2 separate regions of the Homo sapiens genome follow, and region 1 is linked to region 2. A link is an interaction called in ENCODE POLR2A ChIA-PET data of the cell type or tissue named here. Cell type or tissue: GM12878. All regions are shown on one strand. Each heading gives the region's core, and the rest is flanking DNA. Links, peaks and the distances in the headings are about the cores only. Region 1 overlaps XPO6 (exportin 6). Region 2 has its middle 17 kb from the start of SPN.

What was found. ChIA-PET counts read pairs that join two places held together with the same protein. Peaks named below come from ENCODE experiments on the same cell type or tissue, not always from the same donor. Only the 100,000 strongest peaks of a DNase experiment are listed, where the experiment ranks them.
Region 1: POLR2A ChIA-PET joins it to region 2 with 5 read pairs; 1 of 35 experiments calls an interaction of 5 or more read pairs at or near these places.

The regions. Positions count from the first base shown.
Region 1 is chr16:28,197,916-28,204,779 of GRCh38, reverse strand. The region is part of intron 1 of XPO6 (exportin 6); the gene reads left to right. Among named protein-coding and RNA genes, the nearest start is that of XPO6, 11 kb to the left of the region's middle. In GM12878, for the core only: a CTCF peak has its summit at 2,206; no DNase peak of the experiment used is centred there; H3K4me3 peaks cover 939 bases; H3K27ac peaks cover 474 bases.
Region 2 is chr16:29,642,873-29,649,736 of GRCh38, reverse strand. No RefSeq gene overlaps it. Among named protein-coding and RNA genes, the nearest start is that of SPN, 17 kb to the left of the region's middle. RefSeq lists enhancers at 3,695-3,989, 4,887-5,156, 6,113-6,172, 6,293-6,412. In GM12878, for the core only: no CTCF peak of the experiment used is centred there; DNase peaks (open chromatin) are centred at 3,866, 4,290 and 5,226; H3K4me3 peaks cover 363 bases; H3K27ac peaks cover 2,236 bases.

The DNA.
Region 1 (6,864 bases), core at 1,480-5,479, 1.4 Mb after region 2:
GTTCAGCCTTTCGTCACTTGGCCGCTGGGACACTAAGGTGTGTTCTTGGTTTTCCTCCTGTCGCACAGGTTGTTTCTTCCTCATCTCATAGCCGGAACACTCTAGGCCTCGAACTTAGTGCCTTCATCCAGGACACCTATAACCCAACATCTCTCTCCTCAGCTCCAGTTCTCGAGTCTCCAGCTGTCTGCTTGACATCCAAGCTGGTTTGTGAGACGGGTCACATCTCCCCTCTAGCTCACCTCCTTTAGCTCTCACTGGCTGTGCTGCAGCTCCCTCGGTCTTCTTACTGCTCTTCAGACCTTCTGGGCATGTTCCTGCTCCAGGCCTTTGGCCTGGCTCCCTGCCTCTGCTTGGACCGTGCTCTCCCTGAGAATCTGCTTGACTAAACCTTTAAGCCTCGAGTCACTTTTCCAGTGGGGCCTTCCCTCACCACCCTGTTTAAAATGGTAATGCCACTTCAGCACTTCCAGTCCCTGACATCCTGCTTTACTTCTCTTTTTGTACAATTTTTTAACATTTTATATACTCAATATTATTAATGAGGTTGGTCTTTTGTTGTCTCCTGCTAAAATGTTAGCTCCATAAAGCTAGGGAATCTCTCTTTTGTTCATGTATCCCAAGAGTCTAGAGCAATTCTTGGCATAGTGGGCAATTAAATTGTGGTAGGGATGTTGTTGAGGTCTTGGGTGTTCAAAGGGAGCTTTAGGGAAGGAGTAAACTAGGCTCCCTAGCAGTTTCAGAAGTTTGGAAGTTTCAGAAGAGAAGGATGTGAAGAAGTAGTTGGAGAGAAGGCTATCAAGGTAGTTTGTGGCTAGATGATGGAGGGTCTCCAGTACTACCCTAGGGAGTTTGGCTTTCTCTTGTTGGATGGTTTTTCCTTAAAGGAAACTTAATCTGCTGTGTATAGGTTAGATGTGGGAAACCAGATGTTACACCATGCCTGTGTGGATGTGACAAGGGCCTGCCTGTTCTTGCATGTGTAATTAGTGGTTGAGAGGAAGACCTGGTAAGGGAGTTGTCACTTAAAACTGATTCCAGAGTTAAGAGATGAGGAAGAAGGAAAAGCACAAGCTGATTTTGGAAGCCTGTAACCTGGCGATTGAGAGTAGTAGAAAGTTTTAATCAGTTGGTGATTTGGATTTGGTAGGAATGGAAGCGATAACATGTAAACTGATAGGAAGAGATGACAGGAGATGGGCCATGTGCTGATGAAATATGGGATGTGGCTATCTCTGTAGGTAGGTGAGCAGTTGTGGCGCTGTTGACATGAAGGTAGTTGGCCCTGGGCACGAGAAGGATGTTGAAGATCTTAAGTAGTTGCATTGTCAAATGTATCTGTCTAAGCCAAGGAAGATGTGATAGCACAGGCTGTGTTGAAAGGGTAGGAATTCCTGAAAGTGTGGTTGCCACTCTACCTCTACTTTTTCAACCTCCCACCTCTCCTTTCCCCCTGTCATTCATTCTACAACCCATTGCTGACTGACTTTTTTTTTTTTTTTTTGAGATGGGGTCTTACTCCGTCGCCCAGGCTGGTGTGCAGTGGAGCAATCATGTCTTACTGCAGCCTCTATCTCCTGGGGCTCACGCGATCCTCCCACCTCAGCCTCCTGAGTAGCTGGAACTATACGTATGCATCACCATGCCTGGGTAATTTTGTATTCTTTGTAGATACGAGGTTTCACCATGTTGCCCCTGCTGGCCTTGAGCTGCTGGGCTCAAGTGATCCTCCGGCCTCAGCCTCCCAAAGTGCTAGGATTACAGGCGTAAGCCACCACGCCCAGCCAGCAGACTTTTTGTCTTTACCACTTTTCAAGATTATGTGTAACATCTGTGTGCTGAGTTCAGTTTAATGCGTATTTTCAATCCTTAGGTCATTTGACCTCTCAGTGTGGCCTTTGGCAGCCACTGATCTCCTTTTCTTTTCTTGAAACACTTTTCTTCTTGGCTCCCGTGGCATCCATGGTATTAGTCTCTTGGTTTAGCCTCCCATGGCTTCAGCTATGACCCGTGTACCAATGAAAACTAAACCCTCACCAGCTGTAGATATCCAGTGTTCTGACAACATCAAATTAAATGTGTGTTAAACCAAATCCATCATCTTCCTCTCAGGTTAGTGCCTCCTCTGTCTTGCCCTGGTTCTGTTAATGACCTCATTTTCTAGCTAGTCAAATGATGAACCTGAGTCATCTTTAACTTCCTCTTCTATAGCGCCCCCCTGCTTCCAGACCTGTTGATGCTGCTGCTAACGTATCTGTGTCCTGACCCTGACCTTTCCCTCCATTCCCTCTGCTTTGATCAAGCTGTCATTGTCTCTTGCTTTGGTTGTTGCTGTCATGACCGGTCCTCTCTTCCAGGTTCTGCGTCCCTCTGTCCATCTTCCGTACTGCTGAGCTGCCTCATAGAGCTCAGATGTGATCATGCCACGTGAACCCCAGTCATTCAGAGCAGAGGGTTCCCACTGTTGTCTGAGACCAAGTTTTCATCATGGTAGAGTAACATGGGCCCTGAATTTTAAGTTTCTTACTTACTTTGAGGTCCCTCAGTAAGGATGAAGATGGTTCATTAAATACTTAAAGTGATTTATTTGGAGTATCTATGAAAGACTTCCCAAAGTACACCTTGTTTTCCAGCCACAGCAAACCATTTGTCATTCCCAGAACACTCAGTGCACTTTAATACTTGTCTGCCTTTGCTGATGCTGTTCCCTCTGCTCTAGCGCCCTTTTCTTTCTTGCAAATGAAACTTATGTGACATCTCAAGGTTACCATAAACATTACCTCTCTGAGGCTTTCCAGCTGCTAGTTTATCATAGGTCATCTTCGATTATAGTTTGGTATTTTTTGGCTTTTATTATTTTGATATGTTTGTTTTTGTTAATATAAGAATGACAAGACTACATTATTATTATTATTATTATTTTTTGAGACGGAGTCTCGCTTTGTCGCCCAGGCTGGAGTGCAGTGGTGTGATCTCGACTCACTACAAGTTCCGCCTCCTGGGTTCAAGCATTCTCCTGCCTCAGCCTCCCGAGTAGCTGGGACTACAGGTGCATGCTGCCACGCCTGGCTAATTTTTTGTATTTTTAGTAGAGATGGGGTTTCACCGTGTTAGCCAGGATGGTCTCGATCTCCTGACCTCGTGATCCACCCGCCTCAGCCTCCCCAATTGCTGGGATTACAGGCATGAGCCACCACGCCCGGCCAAGACTACATTCTTACAGTGAGTGTCAGACAGTTCAGAAGTTTCAAGAGCAAAATGTGGATCTCTTGCCTCCTTCCCCACTCCTCCTCCTTCCCACTCCAAGCCTGGGGGTGAGGAGGATTAGTTCTTTCTCTTTAAGAGCCCATAGCAGAGTGCGTCTTACTCTGCTTCGCCTCTTTAGTGCCTAGTAAGCATTCAGCAGATACATGAGTAATTAAGAGTCAGGTGTAAAAATAAACCCAAGCAGGTCAAGGTGGGCCCTTGAGGTTAGTAAATGATAGTAATAGTATTTGGAGAGGGTGGTAAGAGTGAAATAGAGTATGAATGCAGTAACACCTTGTATTTCCAAAATCCATGCAACCAGCAAGCTCAGATAACTGTATTTTTTCCCCCGGTGGGTGGAGATGGGCAGCAGGTGAGCAAGGGAAGTTGTCAGAACAAGTGCTGTGGGGGGTGGTGTGCTTACTGGGGAGCCCCAAAGCTAATTGCTACTGGGAGAACCGCTGAGGAACAATGAGGAGTGGGAGTGGGTGAGGTGAGGTCTTTGTGGATCTTAACCAAGGAAAGACACAGGGCAGAGAAGTGAGGGGGTGAAAGAGGCTAATGGGAAGGGAAGGAAATGGGCATAGAGAGAGAAAAGGTCTGTGTTTCATAATTGCACTCTGTGCTAGTCGTCGTTAAGGGGCCCTCATGCATACCGCGTAGGGTATTTGATTTAATCTCTCATAGCCACCCTGCCAGGTAGGTATTATGTTCCCATTTTATAGTTGAGGAAGATAAGGACGCTGAGGCCCAGGGTGGGTAATGCTAAGTAACTTCTCCAAAGTTACCTAGTGTTCTCTTCATCTGGGCTAAGAAAATAAAAAACCAAAAAAACAGAAATCAGAATTACCTAGTGAGTTGACAGAGCCAGGATTCAGTTCTAAGGTTCCAACTCCAAGGCCCATGTTTTTTTCTAGATCACTAGGTTTCTTTTTTATGAGACGGAATCTTTACCTGTTGCTCAGGCTGGAGTGCAATGGTGCAATCTTGGCTCACTGCACCCCAGCCTGGGTGACAGACGAAACTCCGTCTCAAAAAAAAAAAGAAAGAAAGAAAAAGTAGTATGACTTGAGGGCACAGTGGTAGCTGGTCCATATTACAGGACATCAACAAAAAGGAAGATTGCTTGATTTCTTTGAGTTTTAATTCAGGTAAGCCCATTAGGCTTAGCATATGCAATAGGTTCATTTCCATTAGAGGAGCCTGCTGCTGTTTTATATGAAGGTTATAATGAAAAAGATCTCTGGTCTAGGGCTCCCTGAAAAGTTAAGGGTATTTTATAAGCCAAATGGAGCTGGAAGGAAAATCGTTGGTTTCTAAACTCATTAATAATCAGACCTGAGAAGTTCTGTCCTTTCCTTTCCCTTTTCTTTTTTTGAGATAGAGTCTCCCTCTGTTTCGCCCAGGCTGGGGTGTAGTGGCGTGATCTTGGCTCACTGCAACCTCTGCCTCTGGATTCAAGCGATTCTCCTGCCTCAGCCTCCCGAGTAGATGGGATTACAGGTGCCCACCACCATGTCTGACTAGTTTTTGTATTTTCAGTAGAGACAGGTTTTCACCATGTTGGGCAGGCTGGTCTTGAACTCCTGACCTCAGGTAATCCACCGCCTTGGCCTCCCAAAGTGCTGGGATTACAGGAGTGAGCCACCGTGCCCGGCCCAGGGAAGGCCTTTTAAAAAATTCATGAGGAGGCCAGGTGCAGTGGCTCATGCCTGTAATCCTAGCACTTTGGGAGGCCAAGGTGGGCAGATCACAAGGTCAGGCGTTCGAGACCAGCCTGGCCAACATAAGTGAAACCCATTAGCCAGGTGTGGTGGTGGGTGCCTGTAATCCCAGCTACTTGGGAGGCTGAGGCAGGAGAATCACTTGAACCCAGGACGTGGAGGTTGTAGTGGGCTGAGATTGCACCATTGCACTTTATCCTGGGTGACAGAGCAAGACTGTCTCAAAATAAAAAGGCCGGGCATGGTGGCTCACTCCTGTAATCCCAGCACTTTGGGAGGCCGAGGCAGGCGGATCACCTGAGGTCAGGAGTTTGAGACCAGCCTGACCAACATGGCGAAACCTGTCTCTACTTAAAAAAATACAAAAATTAGCTGGACATGGTGGTGGGCACCTGTAATCCCAGCAACTCAGGAGGCTGAGGTGGGAGAATTGCTTGAACCCGGGAGGTGGAGGTTGTAGTGAGCCAAGTGCTTTGTTATTGTCCAGGAAATTATTCATCTGCATTTTGTTTTTAGAGAAAGATAAATTGAGTGATCTATCAAGGATTTTTTAATTTTAGGGGCACATGTCATCAGGACCTCCTGAGGCTGTGTCACGGACTCATGTCCTTTTAAATAAAAACATTTTTATAAAAAGGGTTTGTTTATTTAATTTAATTTCATTTTTTTGAGACGGAGTTTCACTCTTGTTGCCCAGGCTGTAGTGCAATGGCACGATCTCAGCTCACTGCAACCTCCACCTTCTGGGTTCAAGCGATTCTCCTGCCTTAGCCTCCCAAGTAGCTGGGATTACATGTGACACCACGCCCGGCTAATTTTTATATTTTTAATAGAGATGGGGTTTCACCAGGTTGGCCAGGCTGGTCTCAAACTCTCAACCTCAGGTGATCCACCCACCTCGGCCTCCCAAAGTGCTGGGATTACATGTGTGAGCCACTGCGCCTGGCCAGATTTATTTATTTTAAATATGTAATTTTGAGATAATGTAAGACTTACGGAAGAGTTGCAGAAATAGTATAGGGAGTTTTTGTAAGCTCTTCTCCCATAGGTACTTACTAACAAACAACAAAACTGCAGCAGCCAAGCCCTCCAACATTTGTGACCAACAATTTATTTTTTAAAAATTTTCTTTTTTTTTTAAATTTTAAAATTATTATTTTTTTTCTTGTATCAGGATAGGATCTCGCTGTGTTGCCCAGGCTGGTTTTAAAATCCTGGGCTCGAGCAGTCCTCCTGCTTTGGCCTCCCAAAGTGCTGGGATTATAGGTGTGAGCCGTTGTTCCTGGCCTTGTGACCAATAATTTAGCTCAGTTTCTGTGCCTTCTTTATTCTAGTACTGCTAGACAATTAAAGTAGGTGCTGATGCTACTGTAGAAACACAAAATCTTCTCTGCCACTTCTTGATTTTGCTTAGTTGTTATTATCCTGATTGTAAAAAGTATTTTGAACTCTAGAATATTTGATAATTAAAAAAAAAAATTACCACCATTGGATTCAATCTCTAATAACATTTTGATTTGCTTCCTTCTAGTCTTTTTTCCTATTTACTTTTTCAATATGGTTGAGATTACACTGTAAATGCACTTTTTTCTTCTGCCTTTTCCGCTTTATAGCATAAGTGGCTTTTCAAATCATTAAATATTTTATAAATATTTGCAGTGGCTTTATAATACCGAATTGCATGGATTTTTAAGCAGTTCATTGTTCTGTTTTTTGCCATGGTAAATAATAATGTGATTAATGTCTTTGCGAAAACCTTTGTATGTATTTTAGAAAATTGCCTTAGGATAGATTCCCAGAAGGGCCCAAGGGTATGAGGGTTTTTTTTTTTTTTTTTTTTTTTTTAATAAACTTAGATGTAGTCTGAACAATTTTTTTTTTTTTTTTTTTTTTT
Region 2 (6,864 bases), core at 1,697-5,696:
CATGATTAAGGATACATCCTGTAACTCTGAGAGGAACTGGCCCCAGGATGGAAACATTGCAGGATTGCAGAGGAGGAATGGGAGGAAGAGCATGGGATCCCAAGGCATCGCAAATGCCTGATCAAGGGGCCCTGAATCCCAGCCACCCCCTTCTGTGAGCTTCCTGTAAGTCGGATGTTTAGTTATTTGTAGCCAAATGCATCCTAAGTACATTCAAAAAAATTTAAAAAAAAAAGAAAAAGAAAAGAAAAGTAATCCTGGAGGAAACAGAATTTACGTAAAGAAAAAGAGGCTGGGTGCGATCGCTCACGCCTGTAATCCCAGCACTTTGGGAGGCAGAGGCAGGTGGATCATGAGGTTAGGAGATGGAGTCCATTCTGGCTAACATGGTGAAACCCCATCTCTACTAAAAATACAAAAAAAATTAGCCGGGCGTGGTGGCGGGCGCCTGTAGTCCCAGCTACCAGGAGGCTGAGGCAGGAGAATGGCATGAACCCGAGAGGCGGAGCTTGCAGTGAGCTTGCAGTGAGATCGCGCCATTGCACTCCCGCCTGGGCGACAGAGCGAGATTCCGTCTTAAAAAAAAAAAGAAAAGAAAAGAAAAGAAAAGAAAAGAAAAAAAGAAAAAGAAAAAAAAAAATCTGGTATTTTTAAAGACATTTGAGAAAATGCTGCTTCAGGCCAGGCACGAGGCTCACCCCTGTAATCCCAGCACTTTGGGAGGCCAAAGCGGGAGGATCGCTTGAGACCAGGAGTTTGAAACCAGCCCTGGCAACATAGTGAGATCCTGTCTCTACAAAAAATTAAAAAATTAGCTGGGCGGGGCTGGGCACAGTAGCTCATGCCTGTAATCCCAGCACTTTGGGAGGCCGAGGCAGGTGGATCACCTGAGGTCAGGAGTTCGAGACCAGCCTGGCCAACATGGTGAAACCTCATCTCTACTAAAAACACAAAAATTATCCAGGTGTGGTGGCGGGTGCCTGTAATCCCAGCTACTCGAGGCTGAGGCAGGAGAATCGCTTAAACCCGGGAGGCAGAGGTTGCAGTGAGCCAAGATTGCGCCACTGCACTCCAGTCTGGGCGACAGAGTGAGACTCCATCTCAAAAAAAAAAAAAAAAAAAAAAAAAAAGAGCTGGGCGGGAGCCAGCTGGGCCCCAGCGAGTGCACGTTAGACCACGGCTCCAAGCTCTTCTTCCGGCGCCTCTGACCCGGGGGCCGCCTTTCCCCATCCCCACCGAAGTCCCTAATAAATGAAGGTGCTGCTTCCAAAAAAAAATTAGCTGGGCAGGGCGTGGTAGCACGTGCCTGTAATTTCAGCTGCTCTGGAGGCTGAGGTGGGAGGATCACTTGAGCCTGGGTATTTGAGGCTGCAGTGAGCTGTGCTCATGCCACTGCACTCTGGCCTGGGTGACAGAGCAAGACCCCATATTAAAAAAAAAAAAAAAGATGGGCCAGGCACGGTGGCTCACGCCTGTAATCCCAGCACTTTGGGAGGCAGAGGCAGGTGGATCATGAGATCAGAAGATCGAGTCCATTCTGGCTAACATGGTGAAACCCCGTCTCTACTAAAAATACAAAAAAATTAGCCAGGCGTGATGGCGGGCGCCTGTAGTCCCAGCTACTCGGGAGGCTGAGGCAGGAGAATGGCATGAACCCAGGAGGCGGAGCTTGCAGTGAGCCGAGATCGCGCCACTGCACTCCAGCCTGGGCGACAGAGCAAGACTCTTTCCCCAAAAAAAAAAAAAAAAAAAAAAAAAAGATATTGCTGGCCAGGTGCAGTGGCTCACACCTGTAATCCCAGCATTTTGGAGGCCGAGGTGGGCTGATCACCTGGGGTCAGGGGTTCGAACCAGCCTGGCCAACATGGTGAATCGCTGTCTCTACTAAAAATACAAAAATTAGCTGGGCACAGTGGCAGGTGCCTATAATCCCAGCTACTCGGGAGGCTGAGGCAGGAGAATCATTTGAGCCCGGGAGGCGGACGTTGCAGTTAAACCGAGATCCACTACTGCACTCCAGCTGGGCGACAGAGCAAGGCTCCATCTCAAAGAAAAAAAAAATTGCTACACTATGTTACAATAAAAACAGGGTGTTATAAAAAAGAAAGAGGCCAGGCACAGTGGCTCACGCCTGTAATCCCAGCACTTTGGGAGGCTGAGGCAGGTGGATCACCTAAGGACAGGAGTTCGAGACCAGCCTGACCAACAAGGTGAAACCCTGTCTCTACTAAAAATACAAAAAAAAATTTAGCCGGGTGTGGTGGCAGGCACCTGTAGTCCCAGCTATTCTGGGAGCTGAGGCAGGAGGATCGCTTGAACCCAGGAGGAGGAGGTTGCAGTGAGCCAAGATCACACCACTGCACTCCAGCCTGGGCGACAGAGTGAGACTCCATCTCAAATAAATAAATAAATAGAGCAAAGACTGAATTCTTAGAAATTAAAGCTATGATACTGAATTACTAAAAGCATTAGAATAAAGAAGCTGGGCACAGTAGCTCACTCCTGTAATTCCTGCAGTTTGGGAGGCCAAGGAGAATGGCTTGAGGCCAGAAGTTCAAGACCAGCCTGGGTAATATAGCAAGGCCTCATCTGTACAAACACAAACAGGAAGTGTTGTAATAAAAAGTTAATAAATTATCCCAGAAAACTGCCAGGTGTGGTGGATCATGCCTGTAATCCCAGCACTTTGGGAGACCAAGGCAGGCGGATCACCTGAGGTCAGGAGTTCGAGATCAGCCTGGCCAACGTAGCAAAACCCCATCTACTAAAAATACAAAAATTAGCCAGGTGTGGTGGCAGGCGTCTGTAATCCCAGCTACTTGGGAGGCTGAGGCAGGAAAATCGCTTGAACCCGGGAGGCGGAGGTTGCCATGAGCCAAGATTATGCCACTGCACTCCACCCTGGGTGACAGAGTGAGACTCTGTCTCAAGAATAAAAAATTTAAAAAATAAATAAAGCTGGGCGCGGTGGCTCACGCCTGTAATCCCAGCACTTTGGGAGGCCAAGGCAGGTGGATCACGAGGTCAGGAGTTTGAGACAGGAAGCTGAGGCAGGAGAATAGCTTGAACCCAGGAGGCAGAGGTTGCAGTGAGCCAAGATCGCTCCACTGCACTCCAGCCTGGGACAGAGTGAGACCCCATCTCAAAAATTGATTAATTAATTAATTATCCCAGAAAATAGAACTCCCAGAAGGTGTAGGGGTGGAGAAGAAAATATGAGAGAAAATATATGAGACTGCCGCTCTAACATAGAGATCCAATAAGTGGCGGCTTAAAGAAGAGACGTGTCGGCCGGGCGCAGTTGCTCACACCTGTAATCCCAGCACTTTGGGAGGCCAAGGTGGGTGGATCATGAGGTCAGTAGTGTGAGACCATCCTGGCCAACCCCGTCTCTACTAAAAATACAAAAATTAGCCAGGCATGGTGGCGCATGCCTGTAATCCCAGCTACTTGGGAGGCTGAAGCAGGAGAATCACTTGAACCCAGAAGGCAGAGGTTGCAGTGAGCCGAGATTGTGCCACAGCACTCCAGCCTGGGACAGAGTGAGACTCTATCTCAAAAAAAAAAAAGAAGAGACGTGTCTGCAAAAAACAAATAAATAAATAAACAAAAGAAGAGACATGTTCAAGTGAAATGGTGGTAGTTAGGGAGGCAGCTCTGCTTCTCTCATTGCTCAGGGACCAAGGGCCCTTCCTCATCACTTTTCTGCCATCGGTAGGGCACCGTTTGTCACCTGCACGTTTGAATCTGTTGTGGGGATCTCCAGCCAGCAGGAATGGAGAGTATGAAGCTGGCCTACTTCCTAAGGCCAAAGACCAGAAGTCACATACATCACCTCCTCACATTCTATTGGTGGAAACTTAGTCACATGACCATGCCTACTGCAAGGGAGGCTGGGACATGCAGTTCCACCATGTTCTTGGGGAAGAAGGGCTCATTGGATTTTGGATAATGAGTAGTCTTTGCCACAGAGACACAGCCAGGCAATCCAAGAGGCCCAAAAGCTAACCAATAGGAGTGCCAGGAAGAGAGAACCCAAGAAATGGAAGAAGGAGAATGATCAGAGATCATTCTCACTCTGATGAGAAACATGCGTCTTCAGGCTGAAAAGCCCACCTAGTGCCTGCCCAATGAAAGAAAACCCATGCCGGGCACACTGGAACCCCAAAAGTGTCATGTACGACTTAGCTATTTCCTAAGGAACAGGAAGCAGCTGGTGATTAGGTTAACATAAATGAAAGAAAGAAAAAAGTCCCAGGGTAAGAAAAAATTAATAGAATGAACACCACATTAGGCTCTGAACTTCCTGGGGCTGGCCCTGAAAGGGAAAATTTACATAAGTTCCTCCTTTTTGACTATAAGAACTAGTTCCTTAGAGAAGGTCAATATTTCGTGACACTCACTTCTAAAATTAATTTTCATATAAGAACATATCTTATGCCAGTTGATGTCATGGATATAATGGCTGATGGGCAACACACCACTCCTGAGAAAGGCTTGGGCACTGGAGTCAGACCAACCTGAAGGCAGCCACCACTCACTGTGTGCCCTTGGGAACATTTCTGAGTCTCAGTTTTCCTCACCTTTAAAATGGGCATAGTAAAAGGAAAAGAAGAGCCAGGCATGGTGGCACAGTAGTAGTCCAGTAATCCCAGCCAAGGAGGCCAAGGCAGGAGGAGTTTTGAGGCCATCCTGGGGACCATAGGGAGACCCTGTCTCTCTAGATTTAAAAAATATATTAAAAAGTAAAGAAAAATGGGCACAGAGTATTTATCTCACAACATTATTAATTTGTTCTTTAATTCCGCAAATATTTGTTGAACACCAACCATGTGTCCGGCATAGGATTGTGACAATTAATGAAATCAAGGGCCAGTCACCTGTCCTCTTGGAGGTAGCCTTCTCCGGAGTGAGACAGACTCTACATATGTAGGAAGCAGGCATCATGGAGAAACATCACGCAGGAAAGTGGGGGAAGGAAGTGCTCCTTTCTACAGGCTGATGTCTCTGAGAAGGGGACATCTGAGGGGAGACTTGAGGGAAGAGAGGGAGCAGCCATGAGATGTTCATGGGGAATCCCACGGACAAACAAAGCCAGTTCAAAGGCCCTAACCTGGGTCCTGCTTCGCGTGTTCTGGGAAGCCCAAGGAGGCCAGTATGGCTGGAGCAGAGTGCATGAAAAGCGAAGTCAAGAGGAAAGGGGGCCATAGGGCACGGCTTTAGGTCATTATTAGCACTTTCACTCTGAGTCAGTGTGGAGAGTTTAGAGAGCTTCAACTTTGTTTTGTTCTGTTTTCTAGAGACAGAGTTTTATTCTGTGGCCCAGACTGGAGTACACTGGTGCAATTATGGCTCACTGCGGCCTCCAACTTCTGGGCTGAAGCGACCCTCCCACCTTAGCCTCCTGAGTGGCTGGGACCACAGGTGTGTGCCATCATGCCCAGCTTTTTTTTTTTTTTTTTTTTTTTTTTTTGATACAGAGTCTTGCTCTGTCACCAGGCTGGAGGGTAGTGGCACGATCTTGGCTCACTGCAACCTCTGCCTCCCTGGTTCAAGCAATTCTCCTGCTTCAGCCTCCCAAGTAGCTGAGACTACAGGCACGTGCCACCATGCCCAGCTAATTTTTGTATTTTTAGTAGAGACGGGGTTTCACCATGTTGGCCAGGATTGTCTTGATCTCTTGACCTTGTGATCTGCCTGCCTCAGCCTCCCAAAGTGCTGGGATTACAGGCGTAAGCCACTGCGCCCTGCCGCTGATTTTTGTATTTTTTGTAGAGACAGGGTCTTGCTATGCTGCCCAGGTTGGTCTCAAACTCCTGGGCTCAAGTGATCACCAGGGTTTCTTGACAGATTGGATTTGGGGATGTGTGAGAGAGGATTGAGGACAACACCAAGGTTTTCGGCCACACCAACTGTAAGAATAGAATTGTTGTATTCTGATATGGGAAGGCTGCAGGAGGAGCAGGTATGGGGGAGAAGATAAAGAGTTCATTTTGGGCCCGGGCACGGTGGCTCACACTTGTAATCCTACCACTTTGGGAGGCAGAGGCAGGCAGATCGCTTGAGCTCAGGAGTTTGAAACCAGCTTGGCCAACAGGGTGAAACCCTGTCTGTACTAAAAATACAAAAAATTTGCCGGGTGTGGTGGCACGTGCCTGTAATCTCAGCTACTCGGGAGGCTGAGGCAGGAGAATCACTTGAACCTGGGAGGCGGAGTTTGCAGTGAGCCAAGATCAGGCCACTGCACTCCAGCCTGGGCAACAGAGCAAGATTCTGTCTCAAAAAAAAAAAGTTCATGTTGGGACATGTTAAGTTTGTGTTGCCTGTCAGACACCCAAGGGGAAGTTTCAAGTGAGCAGTTCTGAAGCTCACAGAAGAGGTCTGCAGTGAAGATGAAAACTTGGGGGACATCAACATTTGGATGATATTTAAAGCCAGGGGTCTGTGTGAGCTCAACTCAAGAGTGAGTGTCACCAGGCACCATGGCTCATGCCTGTAACCCTAACACTTTTGGAGGCCAAGGTGGGAGGATCACTTGAGCCCAGGAGTTTGAGACCAGCCTAGGCAACACGGTGAGACCCTATCTCTACTTAAAATTTTAAAAATTAGCCAGGCAGGGGGGCATGTGCCTGTGGTCCCAGCTACTTGGGAGGCTGAAGTGGGAGGATTGCTGTAACCCAGGAGTTTGAGTTTGGAGTGAGATAGGATTATGCCACTGCACTTCAACCTGGGTGACAGAACAAGATTCTATCTCAAAGTTAAAAAAAAAAAAAAAAAAAAGAGTGGCCAGGCGCCATGGCTCACGCCTGTAATCCCAGCACTTTGGGAGGCTGAGGCGGGCAGATCACGAGGTCGGGAGATCGA